Linked DNA regions of Homo sapiens: all the other regions are linked to region 2. The links are chromatin contacts, found by Hi-C or POLR2A ChIA-PET in ENCODE. All regions are on one chromosome and are shown on one strand. Each heading gives the region's core, a stretch centred on a gene start or an enhancer-like site at or near the end of the contact. The rest is flanking DNA. Distances are from core to core; before and after follow the strand shown.

Evidence for each region. Hi-C counts contacts between places; a loop is a spot of excess contacts on that map. ChIA-PET counts read pairs that join two places held with the same protein, here RNA polymerase II (POLR2A). Pooled maps may share reads with other maps.
Region 1: a loop to region 2 is called in a pooled map, with 11 times the contacts of the local background. The contact joins the promoter of NAIF1 here to the promoter of SET in region 2. A Hi-C loop is called at or near these places in 1 of 37 single-sample maps with no recorded cell type and 8 of 50 pooled maps. POLR2A ChIA-PET finds 5 or more read pairs at or near these places in 1 of 52 experiments (HepG2).
Region 3: a pooled map shows a loop between it and region 2 (15-fold over the local background). The contact joins the promoter of PTGES2-DT here to the promoter of SET in region 2. A Hi-C loop is called at or near these places in 3 of 37 single-sample maps with no recorded cell type and 8 of 50 pooled maps. POLR2A ChIA-PET finds 5 or more read pairs at or near these places in 2 of 52 experiments (AG04450 and activated T-cell).

What each region holds. Positions count from the first base shown.
Region 1 is chr9:128,065,749-128,069,632 of GRCh38, reverse strand. It overlaps NAIF1 (nuclear apoptosis inducing factor 1), which reads left to right and starts at 2,313. Exons shown (of 2, transcript NM_197956.4): 1 at 2,313-3,042. The coding sequence starts at 2,532. SLC25A25 (solute carrier family 25 member 25) reads right to left here and starts at 1,401. Exons shown (of 11, transcript NM_001330988.2): 1 at 1,053-1,401. The coding sequence starts at 1,313. RefSeq lists enhancers at 295-374, 2,125-2,454 and a silencer at 1,105-1,674.
Region 2 is chr9:128,686,714-128,690,471 of GRCh38, reverse strand. It overlaps SET (SET nuclear proto-oncogene), which reads right to left and starts at 1,250. Exons shown (of 8, transcript NM_003011.4): 1 at 817-1,250. The coding sequence starts at 889. RefSeq lists silencers at 381-500, 881-1,790 and an enhancer at 2,077-2,953.
Region 3 is chr9:128,127,279-128,131,228 of GRCh38, reverse strand. PTGES2-DT (PTGES2 divergent transcript) reads right to left here and starts at 2,700. Exons shown (of 1, transcript NR_024425.1): 1 at 595-2,700. PTGES2 (prostaglandin E synthase 2) reads left to right here and starts at 3,500. Exons shown (of 7, transcript NM_025072.7): 1 at 3,500-3,790. The coding sequence starts at 3,512. RefSeq lists silencers at 2,490-2,599, 2,630-2,829, 3,470-3,759 and enhancers at 3,140-3,259, 3,900-3,950.

The DNA of each region.
Region 1 (3,884 bases), core at 1,064-3,563, 620 kb after region 2:
TGAACATGAGTTAACAACACCTATGTACACCCACCCAACAAATTGGTTTAATTCATTGGCGGTTTACCAGATTCTTTTCATACTTGGCTACGAGATTCTCTAATTGTCATGTGTACAAATGGACCAAACTAACTCAGCAGTGAAACAGGTTCTTAGGTAAAGTACTCAGGAGTCCTATTCCAGGCTGTAAATCAGGCTAAGCTACAGTAAATGAAATACTTGGGAAAATGGCAGCTACACCCGCCAAGTCAGACTGAAGGGGGAAGAGACAGAAGGGAAAGAAACAGCCTCTGCTCTGAGGTTCTCATACAGAAAGGCCAGCACTTCTCTTCCTGGCAGGCCCAGGGATGACCATTTCTCTGCGCCCCTATGCCCACACCTCGGCCAAGAGCCCACAATAGTAACAATCTCGCTTTGACTTTTAGAAAAAAAATTTCCCCCGGATTCTTTCACTCCGTCCACACTCCAACCCCGCGGGGATCACGATCCCATTTTCTGGATAAACAGGGCAATGGAGATGAGCCTAAACCATGAGAACTGTCAGTCTTCGCCGCCAACGTCCACACGGATCAGCCTGAAACCCCAATACCAATTTTTTTTTCAACTCCCACATGTTCCTGAGAGGAACCAGATCAGGGCCCACGGCTGGCATGGAAACGAGAGGGAAAGGAGGGGGTGCTGCTGGGGACTGATGGATGAACCCATCCTTGGGTGAAGGGAGCGTCCAGCTTGGCCTTGAGGTCAGGAGGTGACAAAGGCACACTCCTGAGACCTGGCCTTCTACTCTGGGCAAGAAAGGGCTTTTCGCCCATCAGAAAGCCCATAGGATGCCCACCTGTGTCCACGAAGAACCCGGCTCAAGCACCCAAAGAAGTCAGGAAGGAGCCCCGCTCCCACCAGGGCATAAGTGGGGTGTCCCTCAGTGAGTCAGGGGGCACCCTTCCTCTGGACAGTGGGGGTTCCGCCCAGCCCAAGGGGCCGTCCCCCGAGACCTGTCACCCGGCCCTCGAGGGGCTCCCTCCCCGCCAGTGCTGAGGACGCGCGCAGCCTACCTGGAGCTCGCCCTCGGTGCGGTGCAGTCCCAGGCGCCGCAGCCCCACCGCCAGGTCGTTGACACACAGGCCGCCGTCCCGGTTGACGTCGAGCGTCTGAAAGAGTCTCCACAGGCGCAGCCGGTGGTCCGGGCCCCCGCAGATAGCGCCGCCGCAGGGGTCCCCCACGGACGCCGGCGATGAGGCAGACGAAGAGGCGGCGGTGGCGGCGGCGTCCGGCGGCGGGGAGGCCACACAGCGGCACAACACACTGCTCACCATCGGGCGCGAGGCAGGGGCTCCGGGCGCGGGCGGGAGCGGGGGCGGCGGGCCGGCGGTGACCGCGCGGGAGGCAAGCCAGGCGCTCTGCAGCTGGGAGCGCGGGCTCGGAGACGCCGGCAAGCTGGCGGAAGGGGCGGCTTCCGGGAGCCCCGCCCCTCCGCGCCCCGCTTCGCCGGCCACGCCCGGGCGCACCGAAGGCCAGTCACAGGCTCGGATGGGGAGGAGGGAGGGGCGGAGCCTGTCTAAGGACAGCCCACGCGCCACGGACTACCCGGATCAATGGGGTGGGCGGGGTCACCCGGCTCCGCCTGGGGCCGATTCAAACTGAGGGAGGCGGGGATTGGCTGAGCCGGGGGCCAAGAGAGAGAAAATCACGCAGCGATAGGCATGAGTAATGTGATTGGCAGGCGGAAGGCCCCGTGTCCAGTTTCCATTGATGAACTAACTCTGTTTAGACTGCGGGATCTTAAGGATGGGAGGAGCGGTAGTGTACGGAGAGATCGTAGCCTCCAGTGGGAAACAGGATTTGTGTGAGAGCATTTGTGAACTGCAGTTGCGAGGCAGAGTTTGTGCCGGTGGGAGGAATTAAAAGTTAATTGACCCATGGGTCACGGCCGAAAGCACTAAGTATCCTCAGGAAGCAGGGTTTTGGTAATCTAACTCCCTAAACCACCAATAAAATAGCTGAATTTAACGGCTTAATAGTCGTAATACTGACAATTGAACGACAGAATGATTTTCCAATGGAAGTGAATAAAGGTTAGGTGGGCGGGGCCCTCTGGGCGACGGACACAATTTTAGACCAATGATCAGGCGAATTACAGTAAGCAGGCGTGCTCTTTAGCTGAGCGACAGATCGAAAGAACCAGTGATCGACGTGATATTTGAGCAGCTACCAACCGGGAAGGCCGGTTTTCCCGGAGAAGCGCTGGGAGGCGGGAAGAGGGGAAGTGGGCGGATCTCCGCACACCTCGGCGGAAGAGGCAGATTCAGGAAGCCATTACGCTGCTGGCTGGCAGCGGCCGGGCCGGTCGGGGCTGGGCCCTACGCACTTTGCGTAGCGAGGGGGGTTACCAAAGGCCTAGTGCTTGGCCTCGAGCAAGCCTGGCCTATCCCCTGTAGGGGGTGGGTGAGGGGCGAGGCTGAGGAAGAAGAGAAGGGGAATTGGGGCGCTTGAGGGGATTATAATTTCTTTAAAAAGAGGGGAGGGGAGAGGCCATGGCCGTCCCAGCCAAGAAAAGGAAGATGAACTTCTCAGAGCGGGAGGTGGAGATCATCGTGGAGGAGCTGGAGCTGAAGAAGCACCTGCTGGTGAACCACTTCAACGCCGGGGTACCCCTGGCCGCCAAGAGTGCGGCCTGGCACGGCATCCTGAGAAGGGTCAACGCCGTGGCCACCTGCCGCAGAGAGCTGCCTGAGGTCAAGAAGAAGTGGTCTGACCTCAAGACCGAGGTCCGTCGCAAGGTTGCCCAGGTCCGGGCCGCCGTGGAGGGTGGTGAGGCGCCGGGGCCCACTGAGGAGGACGGAGCTGGGGGGCCTGGGACAGGCGGTGGCAGTGGTGGCGGTGGCCCAGCTGTAGCCCCAGTGCTGCTGACCCCCATGCAACAACGTATCTGCAACCTGCTGGGCGAGGCCACCATCATCAGCCTGCCCAGCACCACAGAGATCCACCCTGTGGCCCTCGGACCCTCGGCCACCGCAGCCGCAGCCACGGTCACCCTGACACAGAGTGAGTGACCTCTCCTGCCCAGGCGGCGTGCATAAGTGGGAAGGGCCAGCAAGCTCTGGGGTGGCCTGGGGAAGGTTGGCTGCCAAGGGTCAGAGGTCAGATGGGGGTCTTGGAAGACCATGAGGCCTTCCAAGAGCAGCACCCAGACAGAAGTGATCTTGCTCTCTTTGGGACTTCCTCAGCACGTGGGCTGGACTTCTGACGTGCTGGATAGCTCGCCACTGAGCATTGCCACCATGTTTGTCCATGACTTACCTCCACTTGCCGAACTGGGTGGTCCTTGAAAACAAGAGACCGTGTCTGTATCCCCACAGGACTTTTCACAGGGCCCGGCTTGTAGTAGACAGCCAGGCCATATTTGTTGAAAAAATTGATGGGAATAATACTGCCCAAGTGAGACAACGATTCTGGATTCTGTTTTCAGTGTGGGGGATCTTTCATCAGGTGCTGCTCAGGAGCCTCATGGTTCCTGGTGTTAATCTACTCCATTCATTCATTCATTCATTCATCAAACATTAGCACTTATTCTGTACCAAACCCTGTGCTGGGCACTGGGATTACCAAGTTGTCTAAAATACAGGCCAGTTATGTTCTAGTAGGACAGAGATGACACATATAGGAATAGCTTCGCCATCAGTTGGGAAAACCTCAGGCCCCGGAAGAGGAAGGGGGCTTCTTGGTGGCATAAGGACACATAGCTGACATTGGCGTTGAAGGGTGGAGGAGCTTGACCTCTCCCACATGCGCGGAGGCCCATACAGCCCAGCCAGGATCCTTTCCGTGGTTCTCAGGAATGACAACAGAACTAACTTTGGTTGGATTTTTTAGTTCAAAGAAGAGTT
Region 2 (3,758 bases), core at 1-2,500:
AGGTGCCCTTTTGTCCTGTAAAGACTACAAACCCCCTACAAAGCTAAGTGGGTGTGAAAGGGCCAGATCGCGCGGTTCATTTCCGGTAACCATCCCGGATTGGCAGCCCCCCTGCCGAGAGCCTCCTAGGCAGAGGCCAGCTTTCTTAGCCATTTCCAAGACCCCCGATACACTGGTCGCGGCGCCAGGTTTCTCCGCACGCTGGCGCGACGGGGCGGCCGCCCCACGTGGGGAGTGCGCCCGGGCTGGCCAGAGCATCCTCCCGGCCGGCCAAGGCCCAGCGCGCGGCCGCCCGCGTGTTCCCCGCGCCCCCACCCCACCCGAGCTCCAGGCAGAAGCCCCGCCGGGGCCAGCCTCTGGGCGGGGGTGCCGGGGGCGCCGCCGCGGGCCGGGCGCGAAGCGGAACCGCGCGGGAGGTCGGGCGCGGGGCCGCGTCCGGCCGCACCATGTGGCGGCGGCGGCGGCTGATGGGAGCGAGGCATCATGGCGGAGCACAATAAAGAGAGGCTTCTCGGGAGGGAGGGAGGGGGAGGAGAGCGAGGGAGGGGGGAGAGGAAGGGGGGGTCTCCTCCGCCCGCGCCGAGCAGGCCGCAGCGCCCCCGCCTCGCAGCGCGGCCGCCGCGGCGCGGGCCACCCAGGCCCCCAGCCCAGCCGCGCACAAAAAAGGGCGCCGAGTCCGCGGGCCCCCGCCCGGCCGCGCCGCGCCCCCCCGCCCGGCGCCCCCCGCGCGCGCCCCGGGCCCCGCCGGCGGCCTGCGGGCCGGGGCGGGCGGCGAAGATGGCGGCGCGGGCCGGCCCCCGGGCTCGCTGCTCTCACCTGAGGTCTCGTCGGCCCCGTCGTGGTTGGAGTTGAGCTCCTTTTTACTGACTTTGGCCGCCGGCGCCGACATGGTGCTGCTCCGCGGTCGGGGGGGGAGCGGGGAGGGGGAGAGAAGGGAAGGCGAAGGGGGCGGGCAAGCGGCTTCCCCTCACGCCACACGCGCGGGCGCCCGCTCGGTCCGGCCGCCTCCTCCCGGCGCTCGCTCGCTCTCCCTCCCCCTCGCTCGCTCGCGCGCGCTACCCTCGCGGCCTGACGCCGAGGGACGGGCTGGGGCGGCGTGCCGGGCCCCGGCCCGGGCTCCTGTTCGCGGAGGGGAGGCGGAGGCGGCGGCGGCGGGCGGCTCGGCTCCCTCACTCGCGCTCGGCGATCCAGCCAGCTCGCTGCTCGCTCTCCCGAGCCGCCTCCTCCTCCACCTCCTCCTACGGCGAGGGGCGGGCGCAGGGCGCAGGCGCGCCAGGCCCCGCGCGGATGCTCCGCCTCCGGCCGGGGAGGCTCGCGCCGCGGCGCCATTGGCCTGGGCGGCGGGATGAGGGGGCGGAGTCGCGGCGCGGAGACACAGGGCCCGGCGAGAGGTGGGAGGAAGGCGCGCGGCGACGCACGGCCGCCCCCCGCGCCGCGTCCCCTCCCCCGCTCTCCCCTCTCCGGCCCGACCCAGGACACTGGCGCGCGGCAGGCCGGTGGGCGGGGCGTCGCACGGAGGCGCGGGTGCCCCCGGCCGGCGCGTCACGTGGTGAGCGAGCGGCTTCCCTGCTCCGCGGGGCACCGGGAGCGGGGCGCCCACCACCCCGAAAGTGCAGGCCCGGCCTCGTATGGGGGCCCCGAATTCCGCCCGGCCTCTCGGCGCCTTCCACTTCGTGGAGAAAGCAGGGGGCACCCCATTCTGGATGCCAGATGGGGAACTGCCGATCGGACTCAAACTCGGGCTCGTGTGCGAAGCCCCAGGCTGTGTAATCCGCGCGCAGGGCCATTCCTGGGTTTTAGTCCAAGCCCTGCCCAGCAAGCTTGTACCCTTGAGCAAGTCACCCTTCCTCTCTGAACCCGTTTCTGTTATGAAATGATAAAGGTTACGACACTGAAGCCACATTAAACTCGAAGTCCTGTGAAGGCAGGGAGGTACCACATTAGTCCGCGGTGCCCAGCGCCCGCAAGAATCATACTGAGCGTTAAGTGCCAGTTTCAGCAGCGCATGGCACGGTTATCTCACCGAGGCCTCACAACAGCCCCAAGCGATAGGCGGTGTTCTGTTCATAGAGATGAAAGGGGCCAACAAGTTCTACTTGAGAGGCAAAGTTCTGAACCACTAAGGAGGGCCAAAGCATTTTGTTTAAATAATACTTTTCAAGTAATGCGGATGCCCCACATTCTGTCCCTCCAGCACCCCAAGACATGAACCATAAAAAGCCAGAAAAACCCTGATTAGTAGCATTTGTTTGTTTGTTTTGAGACGGGAGTCTTGCTCTGTCCCCCAGGCTGGAGTGCAGTGGCGCAATCTTGGCTCACTGCAAGCTCTGCCTCTCGGGTTCAAGCAATTCTCCTGCCTCGGCCTCCCGAGTAGCTGGGGCTACAGGCACGTGCCACCATGCCCGGCTAATTTTTGTATTTTTAGTAGAGATGGAGTTTCACCACCTTGGCCAGGCTGGTCTACTGACCTGGGGTGATCCACTCACCTCGTCCTCCCAAAGTGCTGGGATTACAGGCGGGAGCCACTGCGCCCGGCCAGTACCATTTGTTGATTTTAGTGATACGCTGGCCAATTTCAAATCCTGGCCATGCAATAGCTCACTCCTGTTATCCCAACACTTTGGGAGGCCAAGGCAGGAGGATCGCTTGGGCCCAGGAATTCCAGGCTTCAATGAGCCCCAATGCAGCCACTGCACTGAAGCCTGAGTGACAGAGCAAGACCCTATCTCTAAAACAAAAACAAAAAAATACCTGAAATCTCTCTTTGGACATTTTTAACCAGAACTTGGGGTTGGAATTCTGCCTTCCAGAACTCACACTTTACCATTGGCTCTTTTTTTTTTTTTTTTTTTTTGGTGGGGGAGGGGACCAAGTCTCATTCTGTCTTCCAGGCTGGAGTGCAGTGGTGCCATCTCAGCTCACTGCAACCTCCGCCTCCCGGGTTCAAGTGATTCTCCTGCCTCAGCATCCTGAGTTGCTAGGATTACAGATGTGAGTCACCACGCCCTGCTAATTTTTGTATTTTTTGGTAGAGACAGGTTTTCACCATGTTGGCCAGACTGGTCTCAAACTCCTGACCTCAGGTGATCCACCTGCCTCTGCCTCCCAAAGTGCTGAGATTACAGGCATGAGCCACTGAGCTCGGCCCACTATCAGCTCTTAAAGCTCAAGCAGCATCTTTCATGTTCAAGACAGTGCACGGTGAGTGTCTTAGCCTCCCGAGTATCTGGGATTACAGGCGCCCACTACCATGCCAAGCTAATTTTTGTATTTTTTAGTAGAGACGGGGTTTCACCATGTTGGCCAGGCTGGTCTCGAACTCCCGACCTCAGGTGATCTGCCCACCTCGGCCTCCCAAAGTGCTGGGACTACAGGCATGAGCCACCCACTGTGCCTAGCATAAACTAAACTTTGTTGCAAGTGACAGAACCAAGATTCTAAACCAAGTAGCAATTGACAAAGCCCTTACCTTAAAACAGTTTTTCTATTTTTATTGTTGTTATTATTATGAGACAGGGTCTCTCTCTGTCGCCCAGAACCATGGCTCACTGCAGCCTTGACCTCCTGGGCTCTGGGGATTCTTACACCTCAGCCTTCTGAGTAGCTGGGACCACAGGCAAGCACCACTGCCACCTTGCCTGGCTAATTTTGTTTTTATCTTTTGTAGAGAGGAGGTATCACCATGTTGCCCAGGCTGGTCTCAAACTCCTGAGCTCAAACCATCCTTCAGCCTCAGCCTTCCAGAGCTCTGGGATTAC
Region 3 (3,950 bases), core at 1,451-3,950, 560 kb after region 2:
GCATTCATACTTGGCAAGAAATAGCTAACCTCTACCTTGGGGAGCATAGGCTTGGAGAGGATGTGCCTACTGCAACCACTGGCTTTCAAAAGACTGGGCTTTCTTTGCTGATGCTGGATCAAACGTACTGAGACATGGCCACAGAAGCTCTGCTGCTTTATGGACATGAAAGGTGGGTGACAAAGCCCTGAAGAGGGGACTAGGGTATCCTAAATTCTGAAATCTGTCCCCAGATGCACAAGCCTCCACGTGGAAAAGGGAGAAGGACTGCTTGCATGGTGTACGGCCTTGGGTGCAGTGACGGATGGCGCACACCTGCCCCAGTGCCCTCCATTGAGGTTTGGAGCAGTGACCTCACCTCTGCACAGACCCACCTGCAGGGTGGGGGGATAGGACGGGGCTATCTCAAGTGTGGGGGGCACCAGGGCAGGGCACCTTGGAAGTATTGCCAGGATAACTAACTGAAGACCAGTGGTTAGGGCAGGGCAGCCCTGCCCCTGTTCTCTGTCCTGTCTCTCAGGAACTGGCGTGAGATGGGGAGATCAGGTGCACAGTGAGGGGCGTAGCTGTGGATTGAACATAGCATGGTCAGGCTTCTGTCTTTTATTATTTATTTATTCATTTATTTATGATATATCATAGTTGTACATACTTTGGGGGTACATGTGATACTTTGATACCTGTATGAAACATGTAATGATCAAATCAAGGAAATTAAGATCTTCATCACCTCAAACATTTATCTTTTTTGTGTGTGGGCGGCAAGCCACCCAGGCACCGAGGCAAGAGACAGAGGACACGAGCTCTTCCAGTATAATAAAATATAAAACAAGAATAGTTATACCAGATATAGATCTTAGATATGATTATATATGACTATCATTAATCATTAGTTTGTAGCAATTACTTTTTATTCCAATATTATGATAATCCTCGCTCTATAATCATAGCCTAGGAAAAACCAGGCCATACAGAGATAGGAGCTGAGGGGACATAGTGAGGTGTGACCAGAAGACAAGAGTGCGAGCCTTCTGTTATGCCCACACAGGGCCACCAGAGGGCTCCTTGGTCTAGCGGTGACGCCAGCATCTGGGAAGACGCCCGTTACCAGGCGGATCATGGTCCAGCAGTAGCAAAAGGTGTCAAGGAACAACACCTGCTACTTAGCAGACCGGGAAAGGGAGGGTGGGGGTCTCCCTTTCCCCGGGGGAGTTTAGAGAAGACTCTGCTCCTCCACCTCTTGTGGAGGGCCTGACATCAGTCAGGCTCGCCCGCAGTTATCTGGAGGCCTGTCTCCCTGTGATGCTGTGCTTCAGTGGTCACGCTCCTAGTCCGCCTTCATGTTCCATCCTGTACACCTGGCTCTGCCTTCCAGATAGCAGTAGTCAATTAGTGAAAATACTAATAGTCCCTGATATGCAGAAATAATGGCGTAAGCTGTCTTTCTCTTTGTCTCCTCTCCCTCTCTGCCTCCGCTGCCAGGCAGGGAAGGGCCCCCTGTCCAGTGGACACGTGACCCACGTGACCTTACCTATCATTGGAGGTGACTGACATTCTTTACCCTGCCCCTTCTGCCTTGTATCCAATAAATAACAGTGCAGCCAGACATTCGGGGCCACTACCGGTCTCCGCGCATTGGTGGTAGTGGTCCCCCGGGCCCAGCTGCCTTTTCTCGTCTCTTTGTCTTGTGTCTTTATTTCTACACTCTCTCGTCGCCGCACACAGGGAGAGACCTACCGACCCTGTGGGGCTGGACCCTACAGCGCCCTGTGTCACCTCGGCAGCTTAAGCACGTGCAACTGGTTGCTCTGTAAGCTGCTCACATTTGGCAAGGCTGCGAGGCCACACCAGCAAAGCCAGGTGGCTGGAGATGCTGACCCAGCAGAGCATCGCGCTCCCCGCCCCGGGCCAGACCCTCCTACTAAGCCCAGCAGGCCAAACACGGACCCGCCCCCCTCAAGTGCCTAGGTGTCCCCGGGGCCTGAACACATCAAGTTACATTTTGATGGAGTTAGAATCCGGAAAATCAAGAGTGTGGAAGATCAGGAGCAATTAATGTAAACAGGAGGAGGATGAAGCTGGGAGGAGCAGGAGCTAGCAAGCAGGAGCTAGCAAGCAGGAGCGTGAGAGTGGCGCTGGGAGAAGGCCTGGATAGGGATAGAGTAGAGCACAGAACATGGGGGTCACCCTCAACCACCCCTAAACACTCTAAGCTCGAGCAGTCCCTCAACTCCTGGTCTGTAAAGTGGCTGAAGGAAGTGGGTGGAGCAAAACCCATATGGGCGAGTGTCCCAGCAGCTGCCTCAGTTTCCCTATCTGTAAAACGGGGCTGGGGACCTGCAGCTCTCACGGGACTGGTTACCCGCTCGCGGGTGCTCGCCCTGCATCCGAGACAGCACCTACAACTCCAAACCCACTCGGGGCGGGTCGAGGTGGGCCCTTCGGTCCCTTCGAAGCCAACATCCCGATTCCCCTTCCCGGGAAGGCACCCCCGGAAACGCCAAGGTCGCTCCAGCAGTCTCCTCGGGTCACCCGCTTCCCCGAAGCCGTCGTCCTCGCCTTCCGCTCTCGTCTTCACCGGCATACTCAGGTCCCCGCTGGGGACTGACACTGCGGGCTCGGTCGCCGCAAGGACTGGAAGGAAGGTGGAAGATGCGGGGCGAAAGCGGAGCGAGAAGAGTGGGACGCGGCGGAGCAGCAGAGCCGGGACTCAGAGCTCCCCCCTCGCCCCGCCCCTCTCCCCGCCCACTCTGCGAGTCCCGCCCCCTCTCGGGCGCCGGGCGGGGCCATCCCGGGGCTGTCCGCGGAGACGCCTATGCGGTGGAGGCTCCGGGCTTCAGCTAGGGCGGGGGAGCCCAGCAGAAGGACCGAGCAGCCTGGCACCCCACTTTGCCATCCTCTCCCTGGAAATCTCGGGGTCGGCGGGCCGGCCGCTTCGCGTGGGCGAAATCAGAGACACGTGGTTTCCAAGGCCCCTTCGGGTTCGGGAAAATTTTATGGTTCGGGTCACAGTAGGAAGCGGACAATGAGGCGGGAGGGCAGAGAGAACCGCAACACCTGGTGCCGGGTCGGGTCGTTTCCGGGGCTTTCAGTGGCCGGAAGTCGCGGCGCCTGTACTGACTCTAGGAAGGGCTGGAGTTGTTTTGAATGGGCGCCCGTAAGAGAGGTGGGCAAGTACGTGTTACAGACGGCCACGCCGCCCTTTAGGCGGTCAAGGTGGGGCGAGGAGACGTTCGCCCCCCTGCAGTCGGCCGGGTCACTACCCAAGAGCCTTTGGAGGCGGAAGCATGGAACGGTCTGCAAACGTTCCCGAGCGGGCCTCTGCGGCTCTGGCGGGCGTTTCGAACTTGGGCGCCGGGCACACGCCCAGTCCCGAGAGCGCTGAGGGTTCCCTTAGCGTCGCCCTCACCCCGGCCAACCCGCGGGGCGCCAGAGTCCTGGCCCTTTAAACGCCGCGCGTGCCTCGGCGTCTTCGTTTCGCGCGCCCGCCCGCGGCGCCGGCGGAGCGAACATGGACCCGGCTGCGCGGGTGGTGCGGGCGCTGTGGCCTGGTGGGTGCGCCTTGGCCTGGAGGCTGGGAGGCCGCCCCCAGCCGCTGCTACCCACGCAGAGCCGGGCTGGCTTCGCGGGGGCGGCGGGCGGCCCGAGCCCCGTGGCTGCAGCTCGTAAGGGGAGCCCGCGGCTGCTGGGAGCTGCGGCGCTGGCCCTGGGGGGAGCCCTGGGGCTGTACCACACGGCGCGGTGGCACCTGCGCGCCCAGGACCTCCACGCAGAGCGCTCAGCCGCGCAGGTAAGGCCTGGCCCGGCCGGGGATGGGGATGCTGATCAGCGCCGAACTCGGGACTCCTGGGAACCCGCAGGGTCAGGAGTTGCCTCTGCCTGCTTGTGACCTTGGGCGAGTGACTTGGTCTGAAGTCTCCGAACCCTCTGTATTCTTTTGTGTAAAATAG